Regions from separate parts of the Mus musculus genome. Here region 2 is linked to region 1. Evidence: chromatin loops called from intact Hi-C (ENCODE). Cell type or tissue: heart. All regions are shown on one strand.

Evidence for each region. A loop is a pair of places that touch in the nucleus more often than their neighbours do. Peaks named below come from ENCODE experiments on the same cell type or tissue, not always from the same donor. Only the 100,000 strongest peaks of a DNase experiment are listed, where the experiment ranks them.
Region 2: a loop joins it to region 1, with 3 times the contacts of the local background. A loop is called at or near these places in 4 of 42 quality-filtered maps.

What each region holds. Positions count from the first base shown.
Region 1 is chr16:97,958,338-97,966,337 of GRCm38, reverse strand. Zbtb21 (zinc finger and BTB domain containing 21) reads left to right here and starts at 3,716. Exons shown (of 3, transcript NM_175428.4): 1 at 3,716-3,924. In heart, a CTCF peak has its summit at 3,572; DNase peaks (open chromatin) are centred at 3,657 and 4,047; H3K4me3 peaks cover 2,372 bases; H3K27ac peaks cover 1,971 bases.
Region 2 is chr16:98,078,809-98,086,808 of GRCm38, reverse strand. It overlaps A630089N07Rik (RIKEN cDNA A630089N07 gene), which reads left to right and starts at 4,370. Exons shown (of 5, transcript NR_015491.1): 1 at 4,370-4,463. In heart, no CTCF peak of the experiment used is centred here; DNase peaks (open chromatin) are centred at 4,288 and 4,778; H3K4me3 peaks cover 2,287 bases; H3K27ac peaks cover 1,475 bases.

The sequences.
Region 1 (8,000 bases):
AGTTAGAATTAATTAAATATATTAATACAGTTAGAAGTAAGAGTAGAATGTGGACCCTATCTTGTAGAATAGTGAGGGCTGCATAGGTTAAAAATGGCATACAGTAAGCTTTCAACAATTGCATGTATGTAATTGTACTAGGAAGAGAAAAATAGGCTTGGGACAAATTAATGCTCAAAGAAAACATTTCATTCTAGGTTAGGTCTGTGTCTTGGGGTTTTATCGCTGTGAAGAGACACTATGATCAAGACAACTCTTATAAAGGAAAACATTTATTTGGGGCTGGCTTACAGTTTCACAGGTACAGTCCATTATCATCATGGCTGGAAGTATGGCACTATGCAGGCAGAAATGGTGCTGGAGGAGGAGCTGAAAGTTCTATATCTTGATCTGAAGGCAGCCAGAAGGAGTCTGTCTTCTACAGGCAGCCAGGAGGAGAATCTCTTCCACAAAGGATAGAGCTTAAGCAAAGGAAACCTCAAAGCCCACCCCTATAGTGACACACTTCTAACAAGGCCATACCTACTCCAACAAGGCCACACCTCCTAATACTGCTAGTGGGCCAAGCATTCAAACACATGAGTCTGGGGCGGGGAAGAGGGGGCGGCAAACCTATTCAAACCAGCACAGTTTGAGTTCCTGGATTTCATGATCTAGGGATGTGGTCACAGGTGCACCATGAAAAGGCAAAGCTATGAATAAAGAGCAAATAATTTTATTGTGACTATAAAAACAGAGAATAGATGATTAGCCAGTTTAGCTGAACAAGATTTCAAAAAGAAAATGTAAGGTAGATGATCTGTTTCTTGGTAAATAAAATCGTCAACTAAGCATAGGGAAAAAAACTTGCTTAAACGTTGTTAAACAATGACAAAAGCATTATTGCTTTGTGATTACCATGAATTATAGATGGGAAATGTTTAGTTAGGTATGAGATTCAAAAGAAGAATACACAATCAATAATTCTGTTGTAATTTCCTTTGCGTGATGATTTTAATCTGTTCTTGAAGAGTATGTCCTTGTGGTGACTGGTTTTGGAGAATACATAACTTGTGGCTATGAGGTAATTGTTTTCTTACACAGATAACTTTGTCTTAGATGGTATAAAAAGGCTAAAAGAAAAAATAAAGTTGTTGGAGCCTGCTTGTTAAAGCTTTGCTCCATCTACCAAATGTGCGTGAATGTGTATGAATGTAGGAATATATGTTTGGTATGTATGTATGTATGTTGTGTGTATGTATGTATATGTGTGACATTGTTAGAGTTTGCTCATTGAAGCTTGCTTCATCCACCAAGTAGGTGTGAGTGTGCGCCTGCTTTACATTATCACCAACCCCACATCCCCTCCTTAGATCGATGACCACACTGTCAGAGTTGGTCTTCCACACACAGCCAGGCATGAAGCCTATGGGGGACAAATTCAAAGGCACATACAGGTGGCAATAGACAAACCCCACAAAAGGCACTAATGAGCACAGAGGTGTAGCATCAACCCTAGAATAAAGTTGAAGTGACAGGAAGAGCATAGAAGCAACAGAATCCCAGAGCAATTACAGATGACAGGACAAGGTAGAAGATACAGGGTAGCTCCAGTGAGGAATCAACATACCTGAAGCCCAGAGGTGAGTTGAGAAGGGTAACAAGCAAGGTTTGCTTTCACAGATGGGGGTCAAGCTATTAAGTCATCACAGGATGAAGTTCAATTCTCCCCTAAAAACAATGGAGAACCTAGTGTTCACACTGGAGTAAGGTAGCATTTTAAGACTTATCTTAAAATAAGATAAGTCTCCACCCTGGTTGCAAAGCCAGGGTGGAGTAAAACCTGGAGGCTGGAAGAGCAGTTAGAAAGTTTTGTGTGTGCACATGGGTGTGGGCACACACACTTAAAGTGACTGTACTGCCAGAGTATCTTCCCTGGCATAGATGAGGTAGCACAGAGTAACAGGACCAGCAAGACCACAGACCTCAGAAACGCAAAGTAAGACCACAGACCTCAGAAATGAAAAGTGTGTGGATGGGCAGGTAGCAAAGGAAATAATACAGGAAGCCACGAAGGTGCAAACCAGGGGCAGGAAGTCCAGGGCAAAGTGGCACAGCACTGTCACTGAGTTAGAAGAAGGAACCAATAATATATCATAAGCCAGAGGTGTATGAAAGATCCAAAGGTTTCTGTTGTATTTGGCAGTTAGGTCAGATTCAGAGAACTGGCAACCTTGTTTGAACATGGAGACACCAGAGTACAGGCAGCATGCACTGCAGATACAGCAACTGAGCTGGCAAACAGTTGGAGGGAGGTTGCTTTGCACTCCATGTGGTTAAACAAAACAAAACAAAACAAAACAAAACAAAACAAAACAAACGAATCTGGCTTCTCTCTGGGCCATAGGCTCTGCAGCTCCATACTGATTTTCTGCATGTAAAAAAGAGGCCCAATGGTGTGTGGTCCTCTCAAATCCCTCTTTACAAGACCACTTCTTGCTTAACTGCCATACAGTTCAAATACAAATACATTAAAAACAAACAAACAAATAAACAAACCAAAAAAAAAAAAAACCCTTGAATGATTGCAGAAGAGAACTTTCAGTGTGAAATTCTAAAGGGCATAGTCTTGAAATGAAAAAAAAAACTAAATACTCAGAGTTATTCATTTGGAGTCTGTCCCCCCCCCCAATGGATCTACCTATTGCAAGATTCCTTTCTCCACATATCCCTCACACACTTCATAATGCTGTTTCACCTTGATTCACGTAGTTAAAACCCACCTTCAGAAGCATACTTGAAAACCACACACTTCTTGAAACATAGAACACCTAATTTAAGATCTAGGCTTTTGTTTTGTTTTTGTTTTTGTTTTTGGAGACAGGGTTTCTCTGTAGTCCTGGAACTCACTCTGTAGACCAGGCTGGCCCTCGAACTCAGAAATCTGCCTGACTCTTCCTCCCAAGTGCTGGGATTAAAGGCGTGCGCCACCATTGCCCGGCGGATCTAGGCATTTTTAAAGTCTGTTACAGAAATTTCACTTGTTGAGACTGTCTGCTGCTATGTTCCAGGCTCTAGAAAACTTCCGTGGCCTAGAGACCCTTTCTTCACAGCTGGAATTTGTAGTTTGGCATTTGTTACCCAGCTGCCTGGTTTTGGCGTACAGTCATCTGACAAATGGCATTGTAATTTTCATGCAAAGAGGCTAAAAGAGAACTGGTGTTGCAGGGAAAAAGGTTAATCGTTCTTTGTCTTTTGTTTTGAAATGAGCCAGGGCCTCACTCTGTAGTTCAGAATAGTTAACGGGAAATCTGCCTCAGTGTCCTGGATGATGGGATTCCTTGCATGCACCACCCTTCCCAGCTTCAACACCATTTTAAAAGGGTAAGGTTTGGATATGTGTTTGAAAAAGCCACAGAGCGAATAAGGGGAACCTGGGAACCCAACTTGTTCACTGCCGCTTTCTCCAGGAGGAAGAAATGGAGATGAGCTATTTTCCCGATAGCTCCACATTCCGCATTCAGGGGCTTTCCGCGACCACATGCGTACCCTGGGGGCGTCCCTACGCTCTGCTGCTCGTGCCCGCGCCTCACCGGAGAGGCACCAACGCGCCGGACCCAACGCGGCCGCGCTCCCGCAGGCCCGCCCTCGGCCCGCCCCCAGCCGCCCGGCACCCAATCCCAGCGCCACGCACGTGACGAGCGCTGCTTGCGATGACCTCATCCCTGGTGTGGGATGACGTCAAATTCAAGATGGATGGAATCACAGCGGCAGTGGAGGCTGCGGGTTGCGCGAGCCGAGTGTGAGCGGAAAGGGGCTTGGCGCCTGCCCCAGGGCTGAAGAGCGGTGAGTAACCGTCACGCTCCGCGCCCTAGGAGGACGTCGGGCCCGGTCGGGGACTACGGCCTCTCCGCAAAACGCGGCCTTTCCTGACGTAACTCTGAGGTGATTTCTCTTCTTTTTTTCCTCCACCAGTGGGTTGCGGGCGTCGGGCCCTTTTACGCGTGCGCGGGGCCGCGGTCCTCACCGAGCATGCCCAGACTCCCACGTAGTCGAGCGTGTCCAAGCACTGCGCATGCTCTCTGCCCGCATTTGGCCTCGCCCTCGCTCCTACGCATGCTCAGCCTCCAGGCCGCTGAGCTGCTCACCCTGGCCCGGGCGGCCTGAGTAGCCGCGGTGTGCGTCTGGGGTGCTGGCCACAGCATAGCCGTTGAGACGCCGCTGCGGGTTAGGGCGCGCTCTCTGGGGCGGGCGGGCGGCGCGCGCTCGCGCGGGGCTGGGAAACTGGCGGGCGGTGGCGGCGGCGGCGGCACCCACACCTGCAGCGGCTGGAACGTGACAGCCTGGCAGCCAGCACCTCTGGGGCCACCTCGTTTGCCCATGCACACCCTATCGGACCCCTCACCCCCACCCTCGGGCCCAAGGCTTTTCTTAGGAGAAAGACCCTCTTTCGGGGACATAGCACGGAAGACCTCCCTGCAGCTCACATCTTGGCCGGGGTCTCCCCCATCTCCCTGGCTTGGTTATTTGGAGCACCTTTGAGTGCTTCCTCTGCAGAGACTGCACCTTGTAATCAAAGAACCATGCACATATGTGCCCCCGAGGCTCTGGGTTCTGGAGAACCGCACACTACAGAACGTGTACAGAGAGCCTTAAACAGGTACTCCCTAAGGTTGCCCGACACAGGGGTGGTGTTGGGGGACACTGAGCCGCCCTTTGAAGCTTGGCATTTTTTTGTGTGTTGCATGAACTCCAATCGCTTCTACATCTTTGGACATCTATCTGTGTTACAGCATAGTCTGGTGATTGTTCATCAGCATGACCCTGAGTCATAAGTTCCTGGGTTTGTTTCATGGTCCTCCCACCTTGTTTCAGAGGCTGAAAGTAGGTTAATCCATGTTAGTGTTTCCACTGAAAACCTTCCTCCACTTCTAGTGATTAATCATTACCCTTAACCTTACCCCTAAATATTGACGTTAAAGTAGAAATTTGGCTTACGTAAAAATGACTCTTTAATTCAGCCGATGCACTTAACAGCATAGTGTTTTCATTTAGTATTTATTGAAAGTATAGGGAGTGTCATTCTTAGGAAATAGAAATTGTTAATAGAAACTCTCCCTTGAGGAACTGACAGTATTGTGTGGTGGAGAATATTAGATATGACAACAGCAACAAAAGAAGTAGCGTAGAGGTCTCTAGACAAGGAGATAACTGAGAAGCCATTTTAGTTGTCCCAGTACTAGAGCTTAAAGGGCTGGATTTACAAGTATCAGAGATTGGCCAAAGGGCAAAGGAAAGAATAATTTTCTGCCAGAGGAGATATGGCTGGCATCATCCAACCTAAGAAGGTGATGATTGAAGACAAACAGGTGTGAAAGTGTGGATCACAGGTGCCATGTAGGACAAGTGACTTCACTGAGATGGATCTCTTTAGAAGGAAGGGGGTGGGGCCTGAAGAAGTCTGAGCAGAGATACAGATGGAGTCAGTCCAATTGTTAATATAGTCACAAAAGCTCAGGAAAGGCTGAGAAAACGCCCCCATGCTGGGTTCTACAGACTCTGGAGAGATAAAGATCAACAAGTCCAATCCCCAAGTCTAGTGAGCTTTCTTTATGTGGTAGATACCTGCTAAGTCCTATGCTAGGAATTCACAACTGAAAACAAGGGCTTTTTGGGAGAGCATGTGGGGTGTTGTGAGGGAGCCACATATAAACCTGATGCATTGAGATCACCACGGGGTCATTGCAGAGCGGTGAAGTGTTGCTGTTGGCAAGTTACAAAAGCTTTATAGTTCCCTCTGAATCCTTCTGTACAAAGTGGCCAAGTAAAGGAGAGATAAAAGACACGTTAGGGTTTCAGAAACTGGAAGTGCAGATTTGTGGGTTAGATGGTAAGGAGTGCCACTGTCTTAGTTTGGATTTTATTGCTGTAAAGAAATACCATGACCAAGGCAACTTTTATAAAGGAAAACATTTAATTGGGGCTGTTTTTTTGTTTCAGAGGTTTAGTCTATTATAATCATGGTGGGAAGCATGGAAGCATTCAGGCATACATGGTAATGAAGGAGGAGCTGAGAATTCTACATCTTAATCTGAAGTCAGCAGAAGGGTACTGTGTCCACACTGGGCATCGCTAGAGCATAGGAGACCTCACTGCATCCACAGTGACACACTCCAAGGAGGCCACACCTATTCTAACAAGGCCATATCTCCTAATAATATAACTCCCTATGAGTTCACTCATGTGAATCTATTGGGGCCAGGCCTATTCAAACTACCACAGCCATCCAGGTTTGGTACAGAGGTGAGTTGATATCAGTCAGAGAAGTCTTGTATGCTAGTCTGTAGTTTGGGTTTTTCTAGAGAAATAATTTAGGGGAAAAACCCCTGTAGTCTAAAACAGGTCAGTAAAGTGGCCAGCTTTATTTAGAGTAAGCAGTCAAAAAGCTTCATTTCTACTCCTTAATTTAAATTGGAGTAGGGAGTGAAAAATAATCACATATGTATTGTGTAAGATCTCAATTTGGGCATCATGAGGAGTGCCAAAAGTAATATATTGGACTTTAAAGAGCTTGCAGTCCTGGCGGGACACACAGCCAACTAGCATATGCCAGGGAATAAGCATAATGTGTTGATTGGTGTACCTGCTCTGTGTGATAACTGTTGTGCCTACTGTTGGCAGTAGGCATTTGCTTTTTGCCTTTTTGACAAGAGACTCCAACCCATGTTGGCCTTGAACTCATAATCCTCCTGCCTCAGTCTGTCAAGAACTGGCACTATAGACATGTGCTACATGATGTATTTTGCTTACTTGTTCTAAGCTTAAGTAAGTTTAGGACTGTGTTTGTTTAGTTGGCCTGCTTTAATTTAGTATACAGACTCAGTGACCTAAATAATAGAAACTTATTTTTTCACAGTTATAGAAGCTGGAAATTGGAGATGAAAGTGGTGTTGGTAGGCCAGGTCTCTACTGTACTTCTTCCCTTGGCTTGCAGATAGCGTCCTTGTGTGTCCTCATAGGATCTTCCCTCCATGTTTGTCTCTGATCTAATGTCTTTGTTCAGAGACATCACTCTTTTTTTTTTGGATTAAGACACATTTTAACTTAATTAGCTGTGTCTTAAAGACCTCAGCTCCAAATATGATTCCTTTGTAAGGTACAGAAGTTAGGACTTCCAACAAACAAACTAGGATGTTGACTGGGAGTGTTTAGCCCTAAAGGAGTCCTTAAGGATTAGAACTTGATCTGCGCTGCAAAAGGGGTTTGGCAAAATCTGGACGGTTCAGATTGAGTAGTGGAGGAGGTCAGATGGGCAGGTTGTGTCTCAGGAACAGAAACAGGAAAAAGCCACAGTAGGTAACTAAAGAATTTTAAGAGTAGTTTGAATAAAGGAGTCTGTAGAGGCTTTTTTTTTAATAGGTTTTATATTTAGCCTGTTCTGTTTTAACTAAGATAGTCAGGACTATAACTTCATTCAGTATTATATCAAGGTGGTTCCTAAGCTCCCTCTGCACTGCTGGGAACTACACCAGCTCTTACACCTCTGTCTCCATGAAGACATTTAAGACATTGAAACTGAATTTTGGGGTTTCCTTATCTCTAGACAACAGGGCTTTTTCTGTTCTGAATATCCCTGTGTAAAAAATGTAATTATCAGCCTGGTCTACAGAGTGAGTTCCAGGACAGCCAGGGCTACACAGTAAAACCCTGTCTCAAAAAAAAAAAAAATGTAATTAACACCCCTCAGATATATTTAACCATGCCTTGCACTTGTAGAGGGCCAGTGAGCAAGCTGCATTCATGGAAGATAGTGTATGCTGGGGCACTAATGGAAGCCTTTCTTGAGGAATCTAGCATATGAAAGACAAACATGAAAGATTAGGACAAGAGCAAGAAGCATGCAGAAATAAGGCAGAACAGAAACTGACTGGTTAAAAAGGGGATTTATTTTAAAAAATAAAATGAAAAATACATGATCTCTTGAGGCTCGAGGAAAAGCTTAAACATCAAGAAAAAAACAA
Region 2 (8,000 bases), 120 kb before region 1:
GGCCCTGGTGTTCCCCTGTACTGGGGCATATAAAGTTTTAAGCTTGCATTTTTAAGTACAAATTGTGTTTACAATTTTTTATTTTTAATATCATTTATTTATTTATTTATTTTATTTATATGAGTACACTGAAGCTGTCTTCAGACACACACCAGAAGAGGGCATCAGGTCCCATTACAGATGGTTTTGAACCACCATGTGGTTGCTCAAATTGAACTCAGGACTTCTGGAAGAGCAGTAGGTACTCTTAACTGCTAAGCCATCTCTCCAGTCCCGTATTTACAGATTTTTATCTTCTTGAATTCATGGGCTTTTTCGCAAGACCATGTAATCCTTACCTATCTATGAGGTTGTGTCTTTTGAGGGTTCTGGGTACCTAAATTTCATATTACAAACTGAAAATATCCTTCACCATTTGCTTAATCTTGCTGAACATTGTCTTTTCTGCTCCTTTTTACATGTTAATAAATAGGAGGTGGTGAGCTGCATTGAGCCACTGACAGGGAAGGGCTCCAACCCTCTTTCAAAGCACTGACCTGAGCTAAGTTCTGTCTTTAATGTGTGTCTCTTTCTGGAGAACACAGATTCATTTAATGACATTAGTATTTATACAATAGCATTTTACTTATTTTATTGTACTATGGAAAACCAGTAAAGGTCACTATCTCATGTGGACATTAGATCACGTTATAATGTAACTCAGTGCAGATAGCCTACATGTATGCAGGATACTGTCGTGGGGTATAATCTGAAGTACAATTTAGACTTTGTTGTGCCTGCCAATTGGTATCCCTTAAAAAAGATCGTGTTTGTTTCTCTTCCTTTTAAACCTTTAAAAGTGATTTGTTCCTACCCTGAGCTTTTTCTTAAGCTGTTTTCTTTCCATTTCTGTCTCCATGGTCATCTAATTTACAGCTGTCTATGTGGTCGTGTTCAATGGCCTTTTCCCTCAATCATTGTCCCAAAGCTTACTGTTGTTCGTTTCTTCTTTTAGAAGAAGCAGAATCATGCTTATAATTGATGATTTATTAATATCACTATACATCTTACCATATAACTATAAACTGCCCAATGTATAATGTGAAGTATAATTAAGCATTTTTTTTTCTGTTTGATGGTGTTTAATGATTTAGGTTCTCAATAACTTAGGCTTGCCTACTAGCTATTTACTGACAAACAGAAAAAAAGAGCTTAAATGTACTGCTAGGGCTCAAAATTTTAGGTAGAATAAGGTAATTTCTTTTACATGAGGCATCCTTTATAATAGTAAAAGTCATATAATTCTCTTTTTTGTGAAATTTAAAAAATACATGATGGCTGTTATCAGCACTGCAACCAATACTAAGTTAATTATGTTGGTTCACATTCTTCTACTCTAGACAAAACTAAAATCTCTTCATTTCTTATCTATAACTAATGAGAGTGTGAGTAGCCGAGTATATATTAAGACACTTAATTGATAAACATTAAGTAGTTGCTCCTTCTTCTTTATCCATACCACTTAATATGTAAGAACAGAGTCCTTTTGCAAATAAGCATTCCAAACATGAAACATTACACCTTCTCATCTTCATAAAATATATAAAGAATAAAATTAAAGAAAAATATGGCATAAGTTCCTACACTCAGAGCAACCTGCTGCCGAGACATGGAAGGAAGCACAGTGTGAACACAGCGGATCACAGAACATGCTCTCTTAAGTAAATCACTTAAGATTTCAAAGTGAAAATTTGTATAGTTCTTAGAAAACATGAAAATGATGTTTGTCCCAAGGAAAGATGACTACCTCATATCTCTAATGAAAAAGAAAGGTTAAAGGTAATTTCATTTTAAAAAACAGTATATTTTTGTTGAGAGCAAAGATGTGTTAGCACGTGTGTGCAGTGCTGTAGAGTGTATAGATAAGGGGATCTTATCTGGACAGCTTTGTCCATGTCCTGGACCTCCTACACAACCTCAGTCCCCACTGTGTCAGGAGCCATAATGGGACAAGCTAATAACTAGCAGGTGATCATCCTGAAGTGGCCTGCCTCAGATTATTATATAGTCTTCTACAGGTGAGCCCTCATTGAGCAAGGCTGTGAGGGACTCATTTTAGGAAAGATTCCTGCTATTAATATGCTTTTCCTGTTGTTATTGAACATACATAACTACCACTAAGTATAAGCACATCCCTTTGGAGCAGATCTCTGCAGATCCACGAAGATGTACTATCTTGTAGTGATGCTATATAGACTAATGGATGACATAATACTTAATGAGGATCCTATAAGAATTCCTAAAATTGTATCTGTGATCATTAAGCTTTTTTATAATGGGACTGCTATTAGGCCCTTTCCTGATAGTCAAAGCTGCAATGAGAACTCTCCCAGTCTCTCAAGTTTCACCAGTTAACAACTCTTAGCTAGTAACCAGACTTTCTTCTATTCAGAGCACATTCTAAGAGGTTGTAAAACAATTAACCAAAGGCCATAAAAGGGAACTAACAATTTATTATAGGTGCTAGGACAGAAGATAAAATATTGACTGGATTTATCTATACAAAACTTCACTTATAACTTAGTTATGGTTTTAAGCCTTCTGTGAACCCGTGGAGCTGAGACAAGTGATGGATGTTTAGCTTGATAATCACTCCTAATGGATATTCATGTAAACATCCTCTGTTGTAACATTCTATTTCAATTTATGATTTGATTTTCTGGTGAACTTTTGATGAAAATTTTAACATGTGGTCATGTATTATGAATGATGTTTAAGGGCTGAGGACAAAGAGAAGAGACAAAACTGGGGGCTGGGGGTGAGAGGAATGGAGGTGAGAGAACTGAGCTGAGGAGATGATTTTTGAAGGAGAATGCAGAGTGGAGTAGCTTGGAAATTATAGGTAACATAAACTACTAAGAGAGCAATGTGTAGAATGCAGAGGGAAAGAAGAAAAAAGTAGATGATGCTGAGAGCAGAAGGAGCAAGCAGGCTTCTCCTTACCGTGGGACAGAGCAGATCCCATGGTAAGGACAAGGCAGGTTTAGTCTTATTAAAAGAAACAAAGATTTTTTCTTACAAACATGGGTTTAATTCATTTAGCATTAAGAAGGTAGAAGCCTTTTCTTTCTCTATGTAATACAGATTGGAGTGCATTTAGTTTTCATCTAGAATGTGTGAGTTCTTTCTGCAACCATGCTGGGTCTTATGCTCCATATGCATATGTAAATATGGATGTGTGTGTAATTATGTAATTGTGAGAATGTCTGCATGTGTGTGTGTAAGTATGTAATTGTGAGAATGCATGAAAGCTGGGCCCATCTGGCTTCTAATGAAAATGAATAAGTGAGCATGAATGAAGCTGAATATGAATTTATGTGAGATTATGCATATTTGCTTATGTAAAAGTTTTTTCTTTCTGCGAGTGTTATTTACTTCTCCTGGCTCAGTAGAAGTTTATAGCTCCAAACATCCTCCTATCCCGAAAGCAAGTGGCATCTGGAGAACAGGGGAAAGGGTCTAGCAATTAATTCTTTACTTAATCTGCTGTTTTAGGATGAGGTGCTGAGTGCCAGAAACTGCAGTTTCTGACCTGAGAGGATCACAGAACGCAGGTCAGGTACAACAGCATAGTAACTTAGACTTAGATAAGTAAACTTTTTATTATACAGCAACCCTAAATTTTTGTTAAGACAAAGCCTTACCCTCCGCCTATGCTCTTACCTCTCCGTTGCCTCAAGAAGAACCGAAAAGAAAGAAGAAATACCTCACGCTGGGGCTGCACCACGGCACAAATGCATCAAAATTAATTACACTATGAACATAACAAACCAGAAATTAATAAGCCTATTCATATCTATAAACTATTGTTACCCCAAATCTCCCTCTAATAGTTAATATCCTGGGCACCTTTCCGCTTGTGGGACAGTTTGCTAACTCCCCTGCAAGTTGAGTAATGGGCTATGCAAGCTACCTACCTTAATTCCAGGAGGGAGAAGTCAAACAGCCTAGTGAGTTAGGGAAGCTGGGGCTGAAGTCAGGACCTGGTGAGCACAGGGTCACTGCCCACATAGGGGAGGAGCAAGCCACTGAGTAGTGGCAGATCTCCGGCTGCCTTCCTGATGGGGCCTCCCTGGGGCTGTGCAGGGAGACAGAAGAGTAGGCTATTGGAGGACCCGCACCAGTACTATGGAAATGCAAATCCCTGTAGATCTGGAAAAGGTCAGGCATTGGACTTGAAGAATCTTCAATTGGGCTGAGAATCTCTACGCAATGTACCTTTAAGGGAGGTGCTCGAGTCACTCAAGACTTATTGGCCAATCAGATCCTTTAGGCTGACTTGCCAGTCAGAAGGGAAGGCGGGTTTTTCCGGATGCCTTGGCGCGAATTTCACTTAGTTGCTGAGCAGACTTGAATGAGCCTGTGTGCTGTGCTCCTTGTCCTGCCGCTGGATGCTGTGGATTGTGCTCAGGCAAGCTCCGAAGGTGCGACATCGTGAGCACAGGGTCACTGCCCACATAGGGGAGGAGCAAGCGGCTGAGCAGTGGCAGGTCTCCGCCAGCCTTCCTGGTGGGGTCTCCCTGGCGCTGTGCGGGGGGGACAGATTGGTAGGCTATTGGAGGATAGGCACAAGTACTACAGAAATGCAAATTCCTGTAGATCTGGAAGAGGTTGGGTCCTGGCCTTGAAGCTTGGACTGAGAACCTACACTGTGTACCTTCAGCTAACTCTTAACTCTAACGGAGGTGCTCCAGACTTACTGGCCAGTCAGAGCCTTTAGGCGGACCTGCCAGTCAGAAGAGAAGGCGGGCTTTCCGGTTGCCGTGGTGCGGGTTTCACTTAGTAGCTGAGCCAGCTTGAATGGGCCTGTGTGCTGTGCTCCTTGTCCTGCCGCTGGATGCTGTGGATTGTGCTCAGGCAAGCTCCGAAGTTGCGCCATGGTGAGCACAGGGTCACTGCCAACAATGGGGAGAAGCAGGGGTCTCAGCAGCGCGAGCTGGTGTGGTGGGGCTTTCACAGGACTGAATGGGAATCGGCGGCCACGTGTGAGGTCCCCTGAGGTCCTAGCCACTCGCGGGACCCAGCCGTAGCCTCTGAATAACTTCACTGTGGGGGCTGCATTTGGCCTGTGTGTAGAACGATCTTTGGCATGATCCCAAACTCAGAGAGTCCTAGTTTCTGCAAGTTCTGTTCTTAGCATTTGACATTAAGGTGGACAGTCCATTTGGAGTTAATTTTGTGGAGGTTGTAAAAGACATCTCATGTGCTGGGTAGCAATCCAATATCAAGCTGTGATGTAAAAGTGCAGGATTGATGATGTAAAGGATTTACTAAAGCTTAGGAGATAGTAAGGCACTCCAAGTAGAATTTATCTGAGGGTGGACTCCATGTAAAACATCTCACAGATAAGTAATGTGCTAACCAGGGCAATTAGAGTTTAGGTTGCTAGGATACACATGCTTGTTCACAAGGATTGCCCAGAAATATGGCTCCAAGCCATAATAAAGAAAACAAACTTGATTTACAAGCAGCCACTAGGCCCATCTCCATATGAAAGAGCAGGCCTCTAACCAGCTGCTCAATGGGGCATTACAGGATCACAATCTACAGTAAGGCCTAGTGTGCCATAAAGGTTCAGTTTTCTGCTTGAAAAAAGCATACTTATGCCACATGGGCGAGATGACACTTAGTGACAACCATGTGAAAAGGGTAAAAAGAAAAGAAAAGAAAACACTGTTGCATTATTGAGTGCTGGCGTGATCAAACTGTAATTTCCCTGAGGTTCCCCTGTCTGGAGCATGATATAGCTCCTTCTAAAACCCAGGAACATGCTTGGCAGAGCCAGTCACAGCCTGGGGCCTACTCACCTGGCTCCTTGGCAGCTTACCCTGAGGCCCTGGGTATAGAGATAAAACCAGGGCCTTTTCTAAAACCAGGAATATGCTTGGGAGAGGTTGAATCAGATTCTGAGAACAAGACTTCCTACCCTATGGGGCTGTGGTTATCATTCCCAAGGCCATGAGAGATTTGGTCAGAAATGTTTTTGAGAAACACTGAGTTGCCCTTGTGCAGCACTGTTTAATTAGACTTCTCCTGAGTGTGTCCGATTGTATGATGCTTCTGCTGACTTCATAGTTTCTTCATCTTTCTCCTGACTTCATAGATGTCTCCCATCTCCTTCCTTTTCACTCATGTCAATCGTGTACAAGATGGTATTCTTTAGAAGCTTGCTTAGCATGAGCCATAGCTTGTGTAAGACCTCCCCACCCCAGCTTTTTTACTTTCTACCTTTTCCTTTTCCAGTTTTTTCATCATCTGGAACCTTCCACTCAGGACACTGTCACTAACCTGCTGTGTTAGGGCACTGTGTATTTAAGAAATGATCCTGGGAATATGCTTGCTGTGTAGATTTCCCATGTGTCTTAGTGGCTAGAATTGCAGCCTCCAGTCTGTATTTAAGTTGTTCAAAACTTAACCTCAACCTGAACCTAAAAGAGACTAAAGGGTGTCAGCATATGTGGAATGAAAAATCCATTCTAGTCTGGCTCCTCTTTTAGCCTTAATCAGTGTAGCTGGTCTTTGCTACTTCATGGTTACTTCTTTTCCCCTACCCTTAACCCCTTCCCCAACAGCACCCAAGCTCCACCTCCCCCCTCCCCCCCCCCCCCCCCCGCGTCTCCCCCACACACCCCTTCGTCACTCCCTAACACCAGATAGGAGAGTAACAAGGATGGAGGAGAAAGAGATTTTTGAATCTACTTTCTTTCCTTGTACTGGACCCCCCAGCATGAGTCAGACAGTCTCTGATACCGAAGGCAAGGATTAAATATAGAAAAGGCAGAAAGAAGATGTAAAGACGAGAGTTAGATTTGGGAGGACTGCTGGTTAATACTGCTGCAGCAGCAGCCAGCAGCAACCAGAGCCTTGAGTTTATTTTTAGTAGTGTTTTTATACCCCACAGTATCATTCAAAGCAAAGCCACAAGCTTACAGAAACAATTTCCTGAAATATACACAGAATATCTGTTTTTATCCAAAGGTACCTCCCTTGAACCTCAGGAGTACCCCCTCTTATCGTCCTATGCCTCATCAGGCTGGGAAATCTGCCAACAGACCCAGACCCTCCTTGACTGCCTGGGCACATAGAAGAATAGGGTTAGTTTTAAAGCATAAACATCATCATCATCAAGGAAGGAAAAAAGTGTAAAGGAAGTTCCCTGTATTCAGGGTCTTATCAAGATGATCGAGATATGACAAATTGTGAGGAACACATTCCTCAGCTGGTTTTTTTTTTTTTTTTTTTTTTTTAGCTTACTTCCTTGTCCTGGCCCAGTGTCAAATATTCTGGCCATTTTCCTAGAAGCGGTATCAAGAGCTCTCCACACCTGTGAGAGTAGAAGATTCTACTAAAGTACAAATTTACCATACTAGGGCTCTGTCTGCCCATAGGGTGGGGTAGAAGGGCAGAGCTGGGAAGGCCTGTGCTGTCTGAGTGATTTAATCTCTAATCCTCCAGTAGGAGAGCTGCTACCGTCCTCTGGGCAGCCTAGGAATCAGGAGGAGCAGCATTGGGAGGTAGCTTGGAGGTTCTTTCCATATTCTCCCAAGCCATGCCATTGTGATTGTGACAGCCACCAGGAAGAACGGATTGGCTAAGCAATCGCAGTCCAGTCTGATTGGACAGTGATTGACTGGGAACCAGACTGTCTTTCTTTTGGTACATGTGGTGACCTGGGCAAAGAGCCTTGGCCTCTGAGCTGCCTGAGTGTGGATTCCCTGGAGGGGAGTAGGCTCTGCAGCTCTGGCCATAGGAAGCTGTGTTATTTATATCACTGCTCCATGTGCACATACAAGCATTGCTTTTGATGTGCAGAAGACAGATTTCAACACTGAAAATCTGGTTTCTAGAAGTTCTGAACATTGCATTGCAAATTCAGTTTTGTGTGATAGATTTTACAAATAGTTTAGAAACTGGTAGAGATGAGGTTATGGGGATCATCCTTCAGCAAGATCTGATTAAAA